2 separate regions of the Homo sapiens genome follow, and region 2 is linked to region 1. A link is a loop called in an ENCODE intact Hi-C map of the cell type or tissue named here. Cell type or tissue: heart right ventricle. All regions are shown on one strand.

The links. A loop is a pair of places that touch in the nucleus more often than their neighbours do. Peaks named below come from ENCODE experiments on the same cell type or tissue, not always from the same donor. Only the 100,000 strongest peaks of a DNase experiment are listed, where the experiment ranks them.
Region 2: a loop joins it to region 1, with 2.4 times the contacts of the local background. A loop is called at or near these places in 4 of 110 quality-filtered maps.

The regions. Positions count from the first base shown.
Region 1 is chr5:123,921,636-123,929,635 of GRCh38, reverse strand. No RefSeq gene overlaps it. Among named protein-coding and RNA genes, the nearest start is that of CSNK1G3, 410 kb to the right of the region's middle. In heart right ventricle, no CTCF peak of the experiment used is centred here; no DNase peak of the experiment used is centred here.
Region 2 is chr5:123,693,583-123,701,582 of GRCh38, reverse strand. No RefSeq gene overlaps it. Among named protein-coding and RNA genes, the nearest start is that of CSNK1G3, 190 kb to the right of the region's middle. In heart right ventricle, no CTCF peak of the experiment used is centred here; a DNase peak (open chromatin) is centred at 4,472; H3K27ac peaks cover 3,305 bases.

The sequences.
Region 1 (8,000 bases):
ACTTTGTTTTAGTCTCCACCATTGTACAATAGTGGCTGTCTTGTTGTGCTAAGTCAGTACGTAACTGAGGGTCACAAAATCTGATAAGCCAGTTTATCAATCTGGGTGGTGCCAGTTGATCCATCAAGGGTGGGGTTTACAAGCACTGATCTTATTTAAGCACTGATCTTGAAAGCAGTTTAGGGAGGGTCAATATCTTGTAGCCTCTAGCTGTATGACTCCTAGACCATGGTTTCTAATCTTGTGGCTAATTTCTTGGTCTGGTCCTAGGCAAGAGGGAAATATATCTTAAGAAGGGGCTGTTATCTTCTTTGTTTTTGACTGGCAACTGTAAACCAGGCTCCTCCCAAATTTGGTTCCGCCTGTGCCCAAGGATGGGAAAGGAAACCTTGGTGGCTGGAAATAAAATGAAGTTGTTTGAGTCAGATCTCTTTCACTTTCTCAGTCACAATTTTGCAATGACAGTTTCAAAAGCTGTTTATCACCCCTTTGAAAATACCTCATACACTTGCAGTTAAGTCATAACCTAATTAAGGCTTGTTGGTTTCACCTGTGAGGTACTTGTTGTGACATTCAAAAGCCAAAAATCTTAACTGCTTGTCATGGCTAGAGTCAAGTAATAAGGATTTAAAGGAAATTTCTTAAAGAGCATTCAGCTTAATTAAAAGTAGATATTCAAGTTATAGGTATATTTAAAAGGTCTTCATGTTTTTCTCTTCTTGGATCTTGTTTTCTGGAAAAGGGCTTTTTGTTGTTGTTGTTCTCAGTCAACTGAATTATTTTTTCTCCATTTTTTTGTCTCGCCACTCTTAACGCACATATGAGAGGCCCTAAGATAACTTCTGGTAGCATGAGACTCCTTGGGAAAAACAGAGGAGGTGGCACAGACCATGTGTTGGGAAAAAAACCTCTGTTTTTCTCATGAAACCCCAGGAATTGAAAGCATATAGCTCCCTCTCAGAATCAAAGGCTCTTTTCTGTTTTGCATTGTGTTTTCCGACTGTTTTGAGTTTTGGGGGTATCCAATTACTTCACATTAAGAGAGAGCTTTGGTGTGTAATAACTAGGCAGGAAATGCACTTTAAGGGATACTTAATAGTAGTTATAAATCAGAGAAGCATGTTCTTGACCACCTGAAAGACATAGAAACATCACCACCTGCCACTGAGAGATTAGACTCCCATGGGGTATAGGATGATTACAAAATAAGCCGATAGGCTTTGGGTTGCCTTGCAATGAAATACATGGTAGAAAGTAGAAGCACTGCACTGTCTTCTGCCATAGCATCTTCCTCCTTTTGAGGATCTAAAATCAGTATAAAATGGCACCCTTAATTTTAGAGATCTGTCTTTGCTTTAAGCTGTGTCTGCTTATTAGGCCCTAAAAATGCACGCTACCTGGCCCTGTTCCTCCAAGGGCTCCACCCTAAAGCCAATAATACAATTAAGAAACTGGCAAGTGAAAAATCTTATACAAGTGCTGAATCTTTTTTTCTTTTGTGTGTGTGTTTATAGATATAGATATAGATATATAGATATAGATATAGATGTATGTATATATGTGTTGTGCGTTATGTCTATGAAAAGAGCTCTAATTGATTGGCTTAAAGAAAAATAAGTGCTTAAATCAAATTTTTTTAGTTCATGTGACTTTAATCACTAAGAAATAGAAATAGTCTTAAGAATTATTGGTAAAATGCAAGTGTCATCAAAATGCAAATAGGTGATCTAAATCATACAACTTAGATACTAGGTTTGCTAAAGATTCCAAGGTTGTATACTGTCTTCTTTAAAGGTAGGTAAGGCCTGGGACATGTGGAGCTAGACACTGGAGCGGGTCAGACCTTACTTGTACTTCTGTCTGGGTCCTAAGCTTCATACTTGCTACGTATTTAAAATCATTTACTAACCAGGTTTTTCACCAAAAGTAAAAGTTGCTAAGAGTTACAGTGCAACATGTATTTGAGATCACTAAACAGTGTTATATGCAAGGCATATAAAAACAGTAAAATGTGTCTTATAGTAAAAGAATATAAGAAAGCATGGAAATGTAAATTTTGCCCAGGGATGAAGGATTATCTTAAATTTGATATGATGAAGCTAAAAAGTTGTGGAAAGATTGTAAAAATTAATCTTGCCAAAAATGTGTAAACATTAAATTCAAAAGGGTATTATATGGTCTTTCCATAAACTGAGCATTAAAGTAAAAGCACAGCAAGGTTGTCTTAAGACACTAATCTGCCCTTTAGCAAAAGGGGTTATAAAGTGTTTGTAAAGATTTTACCTCATGGTCAAATTGGTTAAGAATAGATGGAATCGTCTATAAGGTTTCATTTAACCAAATTGGGGTTAACATTAGTAAACTAATGCAAGGGTAAAATTTGGCTTTGAACAGGATTTTTGTGTAATAATAAAGGCTAATAAGAGGTCTTTGCCTTTTGAGTCATCATTTTGGCAAAATAAATAATTTGTGACAATTTGGATTTCTATTTCATAACACGAAGTGTTTTAAACCTCCAACATTTAACAGGCATCCTAAAATCAAACTTCAAGTTTCAAAATTGTCTTTCCTGATGCCTGGCTTTCTGGATGGTTCAAGGGGTCCCTGAAACATTCAGAAAAGAGGTGAATGGGATTATTCAACATGTTTAGTCACATGAGATTGCCAAAGTATGTCCAATCTTCTTTAAGTTTTATTTTGGTGAATAATACTAATATATGTTCCAAAATTGTATGGATTTCTAAAATTCTAATGTCTGAGTATTTACTACAATCATAATTAAGGGTGAAGTTATTGTAAACCACGGAGATAACTAAACTTCGTCAGTCATGTTTTTAGCTATAACTGCCCAGTAAACTTTGTCATTTGTAGACCATTGTTGTCTTGCTTTGTTCCTTCTGAAAAGATAATAAAGCTATATTAGGACTTTAACAGGTTGTTAATAGCTTTGAAGGTTGTAACATTGGGATAGAGAAAGAATGTATGGGACTCATGAAGAACTGAAATATTTACAACCATCAAGCAAAACAAGTGTTAACTAAATGGACTACATGCAGAAAGTTAAAGCAACCTTTTTGACTCTTACTTGGAATATTGCTGATCCTTGTTTTGTTTTTCAGAGTCAAGAAAATTTATTTTGAACTACTTATGGCCTTCAATAATTGAGTAAGGTATACTCCTGTGAACAAATTGGAGCATGTTTGTTTCTCTCTGCCTAGTTCCTCTAGAATTTGGAAACTGTCAGTGAGCACTTTAACTTATGGCAATATAGTTGTTTGCATCAGTGGAATAAGAATCTATTTTCCTTCTTCAACAGGACACAATTAGAAAAACTGGTTATTTTAGCAAGTCTTTGACTGCAAGGGTGTGTTTCCCTTTGAGGAATCAAGCTTGACACTCAGAGCCAATAAAAGTCCCCTGGGGAGAACTGGCCTCATACCTCGGCTACACAGTCCCTGCATGGGATTAGAATCCCAAGGGTCCCCAGTCACAGAACAAGCCTACACCCACCCAATAACACTCCTGAAAGCCTAAAGACGGCCATGGGAGAGGTGCGTTGAAGCCTATTGGTGGAACAGGAGAGTTGAGGGGAAATTCCTCCACATTACTATAAGAATTCGCTGCTATGGGCTGAAGGCAGAAAGTAGAGCTAGAAAACTAAGAGAACTCCTCCCTGACCAGGCACCCCACACATTCACAGAACACCCAGCAATAGCCCGCTGAAGGTTGAGGGCAGGCAGAAGAAGGAGTGAAGTCTCTCAAAGGCATGCTGCACCTTCACTGATGCTGAAGCATCAGTGCTGAATGCTGGGTCAGAGGAGCCAGGTTGACAGAGTCTTTCAGGACCCAAAAAGCTAGGAAGGACTGCACAGGAAAACAACAAAAACAAAAACAAGACAACTCCCCAGTGATCCATAAAGTTGTCAATCAGCTTATAAAACAGAAAGAGATCTGGCATTTAGAATGCAAAGCATAAAGAGATACCTAAAATCTAGCTAGTGCTCAGATCCCAGGCACTGCAGGAAAAAATAAGTGCTGATTCCACACTCAAACCATTTAAGGTCAATAATAAACTAAATTTAACTAAAGCTGTAACACAACCCCAACTGAGCTTAACTGCAGATTAGTAGCATTCAGCCCTCCACAGTGGCAACATGACCAACGAGGTATGCCCTTTTCAGGGGGTTAATAATACTTACTGGTTGGCATATGTCAAAATGTATCATAAAACTAGTAACTGGCATATGATCAAATATTATGAAACCTGTGAAGAATCAAGAAAATGTTAACACATGGTAAACAGAGGAATATAGTCCCAAGAAGGAGGTGGCAAAATGGCCCAAATAGTTACATTAACAGAAAGAGATTTCAAAATTATCGTGATAAAATTAAGCAAAAGAGTTGTAAAAAAATTACAAATGAAAACCTTATGAGTCAAAAAAGAAATCTGAAGAGAAAGTTAAAAATATTTTGAATTGAATGAAAACAAAACCACTACATATAAATATATATAGGATGAAGCTTTAGCAGTGATTAGAAGAAACTTTATGACTTTAAATAGTTAACTTAGATGAACAAGAGAACTCAATGATGTAATTTCCATCTTAAACTAGAAAAAGAAGAGCAGAACAAACCCAAACTTAGTGGAAAGAAGTCAATAACTCTGAGCAAAAATCAGTGAAATAAAAAACAGAAAAGCAAAAGAGAAAAATCTATGAATCTAAAAGCTGATTCTTTAAAAAGATCAATAAAAATCATAAATTTCTAGCAAGACTGACCAAGGATAAAAAGACAGAAGATTCAAATTACTAGTATCAGGAATGAAAGAGGGAATATCACATAGATCTTACATATATTTAAAAAGATATTAAGGGAATGTTATAAATATGCATATGCCCATCAGTGAAATGGACAAATCTCTGTAAAGATATACAGTACCAAACTTCACTTAAAAATAGCCTTGATAGCTCTGCATATATTAAAGATACGAAATTCACAAAGAAAACTCCATGGCCAGTTGGATTTACTAGTGAATTCTACATTTAAGGAAAAAACAATGATGGTTCTCCACAAAATTTTCCAGAAAATTAAAGAGCAAGAAGCACTTTCCAACTCATTTTATGAGGTCAGCATTACCTTCTTACCAAAACCAAATATTATAAGTAAAGGAAATTACACACCAATATCTCTCATAAACATATACATATTTTAATAAAACTTATAAAAATAAATCCAACAACATATAACAAAAGTGACATAACACAAATGAATGAGATCTTTTCCAAGATAAAAAAAAATTGCTCAATATTTGAAATCAAATCAATGTAATTTATTATATCAACCATGCTAAAAACCATATGATTATCTCAATCGATGTAGAAAATAGTATTTTGCATAATTCACCTCCACCTTATGTTAAAAGTCTGTCTGCAAATTAGGAATATAAACTATTTCCTCAACTTGAATGAAATCACGTCCTTTACAGCAACATGGATGGAGCTAGAGGCCATTATCCTAAATGAACTAATTTGGAAACAGAAAATCAAATTTCATGTTTTCACCTTTAAGTGGGAGCTAAACAATAAGTATGCAAAAACAGAAAGATGGAAATAGTAGACACTAGGGACTCCAAAAGTGGAGAAGATGGGAGGGGATTGAGAGCCGAAAAATTACGTGTTGGGTACAATATTCAATACATGGGTGATGAGTACAAAAGAAGCCCAATCTCTACCATTATGCAATATACCCATGGAAGAAACATGTGCATGTATCCTCTGAATCTAAAATAAATAAATAAATAAATAAATAATACTTCTTCAACTTGATACAAGTAATGTACAAATATCCAATAGCTAACAATCATACTTCAAGGTAAAAAACTGAATTATTTCTCTTTTAGATCAGGAATAAAACAAGAACTTTCTTAGCATATCTATTCCATTTTGTCATGATAGTCCTACAAATGTAATAGGAAAGAAAAATAAATACAAAGCATTCATATTAGAAAGAAGTAATTAAATCACTATTTATACATAGACAACATGAACATTTGTGTAGAAAGTTCCAAATAACCAAATAACCTATAATTTTTTTCCAAAGTCAGCAAGTAAAATTAGCAAACTTGCAAGATTCAAAGTTAATGTACAAATATTTTTGTGTTTCTATATACCATGAACAAAAAACTTAGGAATTGATATCAAAAAGTAGATCGATATAATTTAATATTGTATCAAAATATGAAGCACTTAGAAATAAGTCTAGCAAAATATGTGCAAGATTTGCATACTAAGACATGTAAAATATCACTGAATAATCTTAAAGAAGACCTAAATAAATGGAAAAACACACCATATTCATGGATTTAAGACTAAAACTTTTTAAGATGTTATTTCTCCACAAATTGGGCTATAGCTTTAATGCAATCCAAATTTAAAAAAATACACTAATAGCTTTAATGCACGTGAAATCCCAGTCATTCTAAAATGTAAATGTAAATGAAATAATTTAGTATAAACAAAATGTTGAAAAGGAAGTAGGAAGCTGGAAACTCACACTACCTAATATTAAGGTTTTATATAAAGCTATAGTAATCAAGAAAGCATCCTATTGTAAAACAATAAATACACAGTTAATATACATAAATAACACACAATCAATAAAACATAATCAAAACTCCAGAAATAGACACACACATATATATTGGAAATTTATTTTTGACAAACGAAATAAGATAATGTAATAGGGAATGAATAGTTTTTCAACAAATGGTCTTAAAATCATTGGACATCCATATGCAGAAATAAATGTATTTTGACCCATACCTTACATCTTATACAAAAATTAACTCAAAAGGGATCACAGGCCAGAACAGGATATAAATAGGATGTTTAGGTATATCACAGTCAACGTGCTGTGAAACTAAAGATAAACAGAAAAAAATAATGTCTTAAAAGCCTTCAGAAAAAAATAGATACATTACCTACTGGTGAACTACAGTCAGAATAATAAACTTATGAGCAACAACATAAGCCAAAAGACAATAGAAAGATATCTACAAGTGTCAAGAAATGTCAAATATAACTCTATGTCTAGAAAAATAATCCTTTAAAAATGAATTCAAAATATAAATATTTAGAGACAAATCCTGAGAAAATTTCTCTCTGGTATACTGCACCACAGAAAATGCTTAAAATGTACTTCAGGCTGAAGAGAAATATTATCTAATTAAAACTTAGATCTAATTAAAACCTAGATCTGTAGAAAGAAATGTGGTAAATATAAGAATGCAAATGTATTTTTAACATATATACCATGGGATACTAAGCCGCCAAAAATGAAGAACAAGCTCATGTTCTTTGCAGGAACATGGATGGCACTGGAGGACATTATCCTTAGCAAACTAATACAGGAACAGAAAACCAAATCCTGCATGTTTTCAGTTATAACGGGGAGGTAAATGGACAGAAAGAGGGGAAGAACAAACACCAGAGCCTGAAGATAGAGGGTGGGAGGAGACAGAAGTTCAGAAAAAAAAACCAAAAACATCTCCAGTAATATGGTTAGTACCCGAGTTATAAAATAATCTGTACACCAACCCCCAACTCATGAGTTTACCTGTATAACAAACATGGACATGTACCCCTGAACCTAAAATTAAAATATTAAATTAATTAAAAAACACTTTAATTATAAAAGAAAAGGAAGTGAAAAACCAAGTTCTCAAAAAGTTCATGGAAAATAAAATTAAAATATAAAATTAACATATACACTTTATTTCTCAACATAAACTCCTTCAAAAGCAAGACACTTTTGTAAGCAATAATACCAGGCATTCAGTCCATCCCTAAAGAAATGAGGGATGTAGAAATGTAACCATGTTAACACAGTCTTCTTTACATTATTAACTGAAGAAAAAAAATGGGTGCCAAAGACAAATATTTTTTAGGATTAGGAAACAAAAAGAAGTCAGAAGGAGCCAAATCAGGGCTGTTAGGTAGATG
Region 2 (8,000 bases), 230 kb after region 1:
AGAGGCGAAACCAGCGAATCTCTCCTACATGGGAAAACTTTGTCTTATGGGGAATTTTCAGGCACAAAAATAACCCATGTGACAAATAAAGATGATAGAAACAGGTAGCAAAATCCTACAACGGGCAAGAATGCATCTGGTGTCATCTGTGACACCAAATTTCAGATTCTCTCTCACGTAGAAAAAGAGTGGGCTTCAGCCACAGGGTGGAGGGACTGCCCATTGAAAACTACATATGGTACCTCTAAAATGGTATACTGTCCCCACTGTTTTTTTAGAACAACTAGACCTGAAAATCTGTTCTGAATGGAATAATCCCCTTAAGATCTGTGTTTGGTTCCTCCCTTACTGAACAGCATCATCTCTCCGCTCTCCTTTCTACAATGTAGTGATGAATAAACTAAGTGCAAGAAAACCGCACTAATATGAGTGGAATCAAATAGATCAGGCAGGCACAATGGCTATGTTTCAGGAGGCTGGATAATTCAGGATTAAAATATGTGCCTCTGTATGCCAAGATGCAATGAGCATCCCAGCCATTTCATTCAGCAAATCAAATAGTCTCTCTTTCTCAAAGACGACCATGTTGTGGAGCAAATACATTTAGGACCAGTGTTACCGGAAGCAAAAGAATGTTTTTCCTAAGTGCCAGAAAACAGGCGATTTAGACATAAGCAAACAGCCCAAAGAACCTGCCTGACTCTTCCCTGGCAGAGGAGAGCCACAAATAAGGCAATAACATTTCAGTTTCATGAGTCAGATGCTAGAGAATGAAAAGATTTCCTCTTTCTGCTGTGGGTCATTGTGGGGATGACTTCAAGAGATATCACCATGGAGTTCACACAGCACAACAAGCACAACAATGGAAACTTGGAATGGCAGCATTGCCTGCTCTCTAACGTGCCAAATCCCTTATGTTAGCTCTTATACACATGCTATTTGCTTAGAGTATTATTTTTTTCCTCCTCATCTCTGCAATTTTGATAATAGTTTCTTTCCCATAAGTTTCTTATCTGACTGCAGAATCTAGTGGCCTTATAAGAATAATTGAAGAAACGTAAAGCCTCTCATTACCAACCAGAGAGCCTTAAATACATGTACCATAAATGTTTGTGGAATCAAACTTTGCTTAATCAACATCTGTTTGAGGCAAATAAATGTAAAAGTTATTCATTAGGGTCCAGGTCATCTCCACTATTTGAATTTGGGTAAGATTTGCTCCTGCTGTAGTCCAAAGGAGAAGTTATATTCATGAATATTTAATTAGTGCCACCTTTTAGAAAAAAAAAAAAAAACTAAAAGGAGAGCAAATAGCAGCTGCTTTCTAAAACCTTACTCTTTCTTGCATCCTCAACCTCCAATAAGAATTCTATCCAACCATGCTGCATATACAGATGTTTTAACTTTCCTCCCTGTGGCAACAATTGTAGAGTTTGTCTTACAACTCCAGCCCAACTCTTTTGGAATATACTCCACTGACAATTAGGGCAGGAAAGCTTAGGGCTCCCAGGCACTGGCATAGCTTGGGCTCCTTCCATGACCCAGTCTCTACCAAGTAGACACACCCACATGTGATTTGGAAGGCCAGAGGCAGAGCCTCGGCTTGTGCTGCTTCTTTCTGTTGATGAGCACAGCCATGGAAGATATTAATTTCTCTGTTGCAGTAATAATCAAGGACCCAGGGTCGAGTCCTTAGTATGGTGCCACACTGGACCCAGTAAGCCTTTCCTGGGGCCAGAAGAGGAGGACTGAGCAGAAGGCAAGAGAGAAAATATCCAGACTCAAGGTTCCTGACTCACAGCTCAGAAGGAAAAATAAAAACTTGTGGAGGGAGAGACAGCCAGATAGCTGAGGCCTGAATTGCTAAATAGTAAGGCTAGTGCCCTTCTCTCCTAACCTAGGCAGACAGCAACCCTTTTAGAAAAGTCTCACATCTGTGGATATGAACAGACACTTCTCAAAAGAAAACATTTATGCGGCCCAGAAACACAAGAAAAAAGGCTCACATCATCACTGGTCATTAGAGAAATGCAAATCACAACCACAATGAGATACCATCTCACACCAGTTGGAATAGTGATTATTAAAAAGTCAGGAAACAACAGATGCTGGTGAGGATATGGAGAAATAGGAATGCTTTTACACTGTTGGTGGGAGTGTAAATTAGTTCAACCATTGTGGAAGATAGTGTGGCAATTCCTCAAGGACCTAGAACCAGAAATACCATTTGACCCAGCAGTCCCATTACTGGGTATATACCCAAAGGATTATAAATCATTCTACTATAAAGACACTTGCACACGTATGTTTATTGCAGCACTATTTACAATATCAAAGACTTGGAACCAACCCAAATGCCCATCAATGATGGACTGGATAAAGAAAATATGGCACATATACACTGTGGAATACTATGCAGCCATAAAAAAGGAATGATATCATGTCCTTTGAAGGGATATGGGTGAAGCTGGAAGCCATCATTCTCAGCAAACTGACACAGGAACAGAAAACCAAACACTGCATGTTCTCACTCATAAGTGGGAGATGAACAGTGAGAACACGTGGACACAGGAAGGGGAATATCACACACCGGGGCCTGTCAGGGAGGTGAGGGCAGGGGGAGGGAGACCATTAGGACAAATGCCTAATGCATGCAGGGCTTAAAGCCTAGATGATGGGTTGATGGATGCAGCAAACCACCATGGCACACGCATATCTTTGTAACAAACCTGCACGTTCTGTACATGTATCCCAGAACTTAAAGTAAAATAAAATAAAATAAAATAAGAAAATTCCCACATTTAACGTGATGCTGTATTCAACATGAGAGAGATGGAGTAAGTGATAGCTGAGGGCAGATGAGTGTCAAGACAACTATGTAGGGTTCCACTCCAGAATTATATATAAAGAACAATCAAGAATTCTTAGTATCCCACCTTCAACAACAACTAGAGGGGGCAGAAATATTATGGGAGGTGTGAACAGGTAGATATATGAGGTCAGGAGGAGGTAGCTGCAAAGTTCAGAGCTTTTGCAATTAGAGGCAAAAGCCAATTGCCAACATGCACCACACCTCGGTGGATACCAGCGCAGGATGTTCAGGGAACAGGTACACCACGGAACATCACTGCAGGTAACAGAGTGACAGACTGATGCCTAAGTCCAAGCAGGACAAGAACAGATGAATAATACATAAGCTGTCCTGTGAAAATAGACTACTCCCGAGTGGTAGAAAAAGGACACAAGAGAGGCATAAAGAAAATACAGAAGACTGAGAATGTATGCAAAAGTAGCTGAGATAGAAATCAGACTACGATTGTAATAATATTTTAATTTCACTGAAAAGGCACTGATTGGACTGAAAATACTGGAATTACAAAAAAAGAATAAGTTGTCTGGTCAAGACAGTGACTGGGAGAGTAGAGGACAAAATGGAATTATAAAAAATTACAATTAAAGAAAATAAAATTACTTTAAAAAAACACACATCAATCGTTATGTGTAAATTTTGACCCTACTCTCACAGATAGAATTTATTAGTGTTTACCATGTGCCAGTCACAGCTCTAATTAAATATAATGAATATTATGTCATCTTGGTATAGTCTAATTATCTTCATTTCACAGGTAAGGAAACTCAGTCTCACAACTATTAAACAACTTGCCCAAGGATGAACAAAATTATCTATATGATAAAGATATGATAAAGTCATATCTATAGCCAAGCAGTTGCACAAATTATTCCCAATGACTAATCAGTCACTTCAGATGTTTTCTTTCTTCCTCATCCATTTGATAGATACTACAGAGACAGATAGTAATGACCGCACTTTGCACTGTGGGTAGGAAGGGAAGAAGAAAATGCGTCTCCCCAAAGCTGAGATTTTCTTCCCATAACTAGAGTTTGCTTTCCTTGCCTTTTTCTTAACAATATTTCCAACTTCATGAAAATAAAGACTAAGAACAAAAATCAAGGTGTTTGGACATGGAATAGATGGTTGTTGCTATATATTAGACGTGACCCATATCCTCTTCTGGGATTCAAATCACTTATTCTGTCATTAATTTACCAAAAGAAAAGGACCGGCTGTCAGATATTCTTCATCTCTAAGACTTCAAGAAAGAATTATAAAATCAATGTTTACATTATTTTTAAAATTCTAATGTAACATAATTTTAGTGTGGCATAAGATTTAACATAAAATAACTTGCCTATGGCATTTCCTTGTTCTGCCATCCCTTGGGACTAAGCCTGGATGCATTGTTTTGCAATGTTCAAAATTGCAGTCCTCCTTTGCTCACAGCACTTGTAACAGACCAAACAGGCTTATAGCATTCTGGACTCGCTCTGCCCAGCCCTGTCATCCAGATTCCATTCTCTTTCTCTTTGCCCATCAGGCCATCCCGGAAGCTGAGGAGGAGGGTGTGGGTGCCAGCTGTCAGTTCTGAGTTGGAGAGCTGGAGCCAACCCAGGCCCAACTGGGAGCCCAGAAACCGAGCTACCCCAGCCAAGCAGTGCCTGCTTACTTTGCTGAGAGCTTGCAGGGTGCAGTCACTGAACATGTTCTGGATGGTTGTCTTCATAACTCGTGCTGTCATTGTCAGACTGCTGAGCTGGGAACTTTTCCCAGAGGATCAGCAGCATATTTCACTCCAGCTTATGTGCTTCTTTCTGCATCTATTTTTGTATTCAAAACACAGCAATTCTTAGCATGTCCTGTTTGCTTTTGTATACACCCATTATGGAGCCCAAAATATAATAAGCACTCGCTAAATACTTATTGAATAGATGAATGAATAAATGGTAGAATTAATCAGGAACTCAAGGATAACCATGTAAAAATAGATTTAATTTAAAAGCAAGCTTTTTAGCCAGGCCCAGTGGCTCATGCCTGTAATCTCAACCATTTGGGAGGCCAAGACAGGAAGACCGCTTGAGCCCAAGAACTAGAGACCAGCCTGGGCAACATAATGAGACTCCAATTCTACAAAAAAAATAAAATAAATTAGCTGGGCATTTTGACACATGCCTGTATTCCCAGCTACCCATGAGGCTGAGATGGGAGAATTGTTCAAGCTGGGGAGATCAAGGCAGCAGTGAGCCATGACCACACCACTGCACTCCAGCCTGGTGACAGAGCAAGATTGTGTCTCAAAAAATAATAATAAAGCCAGGCACGGTGGCTCATGCCTGTAATCCCAGTACTTTCGGAGGCTGAGGCTGGTACATCGCTTGAGGTCAGGAGTTCGAGACCAGCCTGACCAATATGGTGAAACCCTGTCTCTACTAAAAATACAAAAATTAGCCGGGCGTGGTGGCAGTCACCTGTAATCTCAGCTACTTGGGAGGCTGAGGCAGGAGGATCGCTTGAACCCGGGAAGCAGAGGTTGCAGTGAGCCGAGATTGCACCATTGCACTCCAGCCTGGGCGTCGCAGTGAGACTCCATCTCAAAAATAATAATAATAATAATATTTTTTAAAGCAGCTTTTCTTGAATCTGGCATTGCTGTCCGGATACCAGGGTTCCCAGTGTGGATTCTTGGTGCTTCTCTAACTTTAACATGCATAAGAATCACCTAAAGATCTTGTTGTAATGCAGGTTTTGATTCTTTAGGTCTACGATTGGGCTTGAGTTTCTGCATGTCTGAAAAGCTCCCAGGTGATGCTCTTTACTCAGACAACATTTTCAGTAGCAATGTCCTAATCAATTAATTGATCCCACCGTCATTAGAATCTTAGTGAACTTCTGCGGTCAGGCAAACTTATCCATGGTTAATAAAACAACATGTATGTTTTATATCATAATAAGCAAGAAATAAACACAAAATCAAGATTTCATCAGCAAAGGAATAAATTTGGCTGATATAAAGGACTGGACAATTTCTCTAGTAATTTAAAAGGAGTGTTTACATGAAAAGTTTTCTCACTCCTATACCTCAGAATGAATTTCAAAACTTTCTATAAAGTGAATGAAGTGTTGCCACTTTTGAGTCATGGCTTAAATTCACTCAAGATTGTGAATTTAAGATTCACTGCATTCACTTTATAGAAAGTGGATTTAAATTCATTCAAATCTTCAGTTATGAAATATATTCAAACCAAGGTGTAGTTCTTCCAAACTGCCTCACTAACTTCACTCTCATGAGAAATGGAAAAAAAAAAAATAGTGAAAACCTGATCATCAGCTCACTTGACAGTTAATTTTATGTGGCAACTTGACTGGGCCACCAGATAGATGCTTAGATATCTGATTCAACATTATTTCTGGATGTGTCTGTAAAGATGTTTCTGGAAGTGTCTGTAAAGATGTTTCTGGAAAAGATTCGCATTTTAATTGATGGACTGAGTAAGGTAGATAGCCACTCCCCAGTGTGGGTGGCATCATTCAGTCTGCTGAGGGCCTAAATAGAACAAAAAGGTGGAGAAAAGTTGTATTTGCCCTCCCTCTGCCTTATTGCTTGAGTTGGAACATCAGTCTTCCATCCTCAGTGCCCCCGGTTCTCAGGTTTTCAGACTCAGACTTGGAATCTACACCATTGGCTCTCCAGCTCTCAGGCCTTCAGGCTACAACACTGGCCTTCCTGGGTCTCCAGCTTACAGACACCACATCATGGGACTTATCAGGCTCCATAATCATGTGCCTATACTTTATCATAAATCTCTTTCTAGATTATATATATAAAACATAGAATAAACATATATATACCAATAACATATACACATACACGCACACACTGATTATCTGGAGAACCCTGACTAATATACCAGAAGAGTTTTTAAATGTTGACATTTGTTGTTGACAAGAAGGAGAAAGTAGAGAGTAAAATGGAACTTAAATTAACAGAGTAAATTACAGATGAAGTAGATTGTAGTTTTCCAGAAACTGAAGCCTTTGGAGATAGAATGGAAAGAGACAAGATATTCCTCTGAGTAATGCAAAGCATGATTTTGGAGGAAAATATTCATTTATTTACAGTGGCTTTAGGTCACAGATTGGTATGTAGTGGCTTCTACAAATTAAATAATTACAGGAAAATCTCTCCCTTAAACTTTATGTTTTAGAAACAAATATTTTAAATAGTGGCCATGTTTAACCTGGGGGTTAATATGCAAGCTAAAATCACGATAGGACCTCACTAATAAATACATAACCTAAAATGCAGAGAACTGAGTTGCTCATACTCCCAAGTTTATAACACAGTCATTAATTATTCATATAAGCATCCTCTTTTGCTTCTATTTTTCTTCCTTTTGCCTCAATCTGCACTGCCAATCTCTTCCTAGACCTGTAGGAAATAACTATTGTGTTTCGCATTTTTCCTGGATATGTAGGTATATTTCAAATATGGTACTATTTTGTTGTGTGTTTATGTTTTAAATTTGCCCAAGTAAATGATGTTATAGAACTTGTTACCTTACTTTTTCCTCTGAACATTATGTTTGAAAGATTCATCCACATAACTCTATTTCTAATAGAGATAGAGTTTTGTTTCCTCTGTGAGCATCCCCAATATTTTTCACCCATCTGGTTCCCTAGATACAGTTGCATAGGTTGTCTACAATGCCCTGTTGTACAAATAATGCTTAATCAAATACACATGCCTCCTTAAGGACCAGAACACAAATTCCACAGGATGAGCAGGAGACCTGTGTATACTAAACTAAACTAAAACAACTAAACTAAATATCTCCAGATTACTCTCCAAATTAGCCCTTTGAGTCTGTAGTCTCTGCTTCACATGTTTCTGTATTGGTTCCCTATTTTTTTCTAAGGTTTTGTGGGCTTAGGGGGATTTTTTGTATTCTAGTTATCAATCTCTTCTCAGTTTTTGACTTCTCAAATAATTCCTCCTCACCAGGCATGCTTGCTCAGGCCTCTGATCCCAGCACTTTGGGAAGCCAAGGCAAAGGTAGGAGAATTTCTTGAGGCCAAAAGTTCAAGGCCAGCCTCAGCAACAAAGCGAGACCCTGTCTCTATTTTTTAAATAAGAATAATTTCT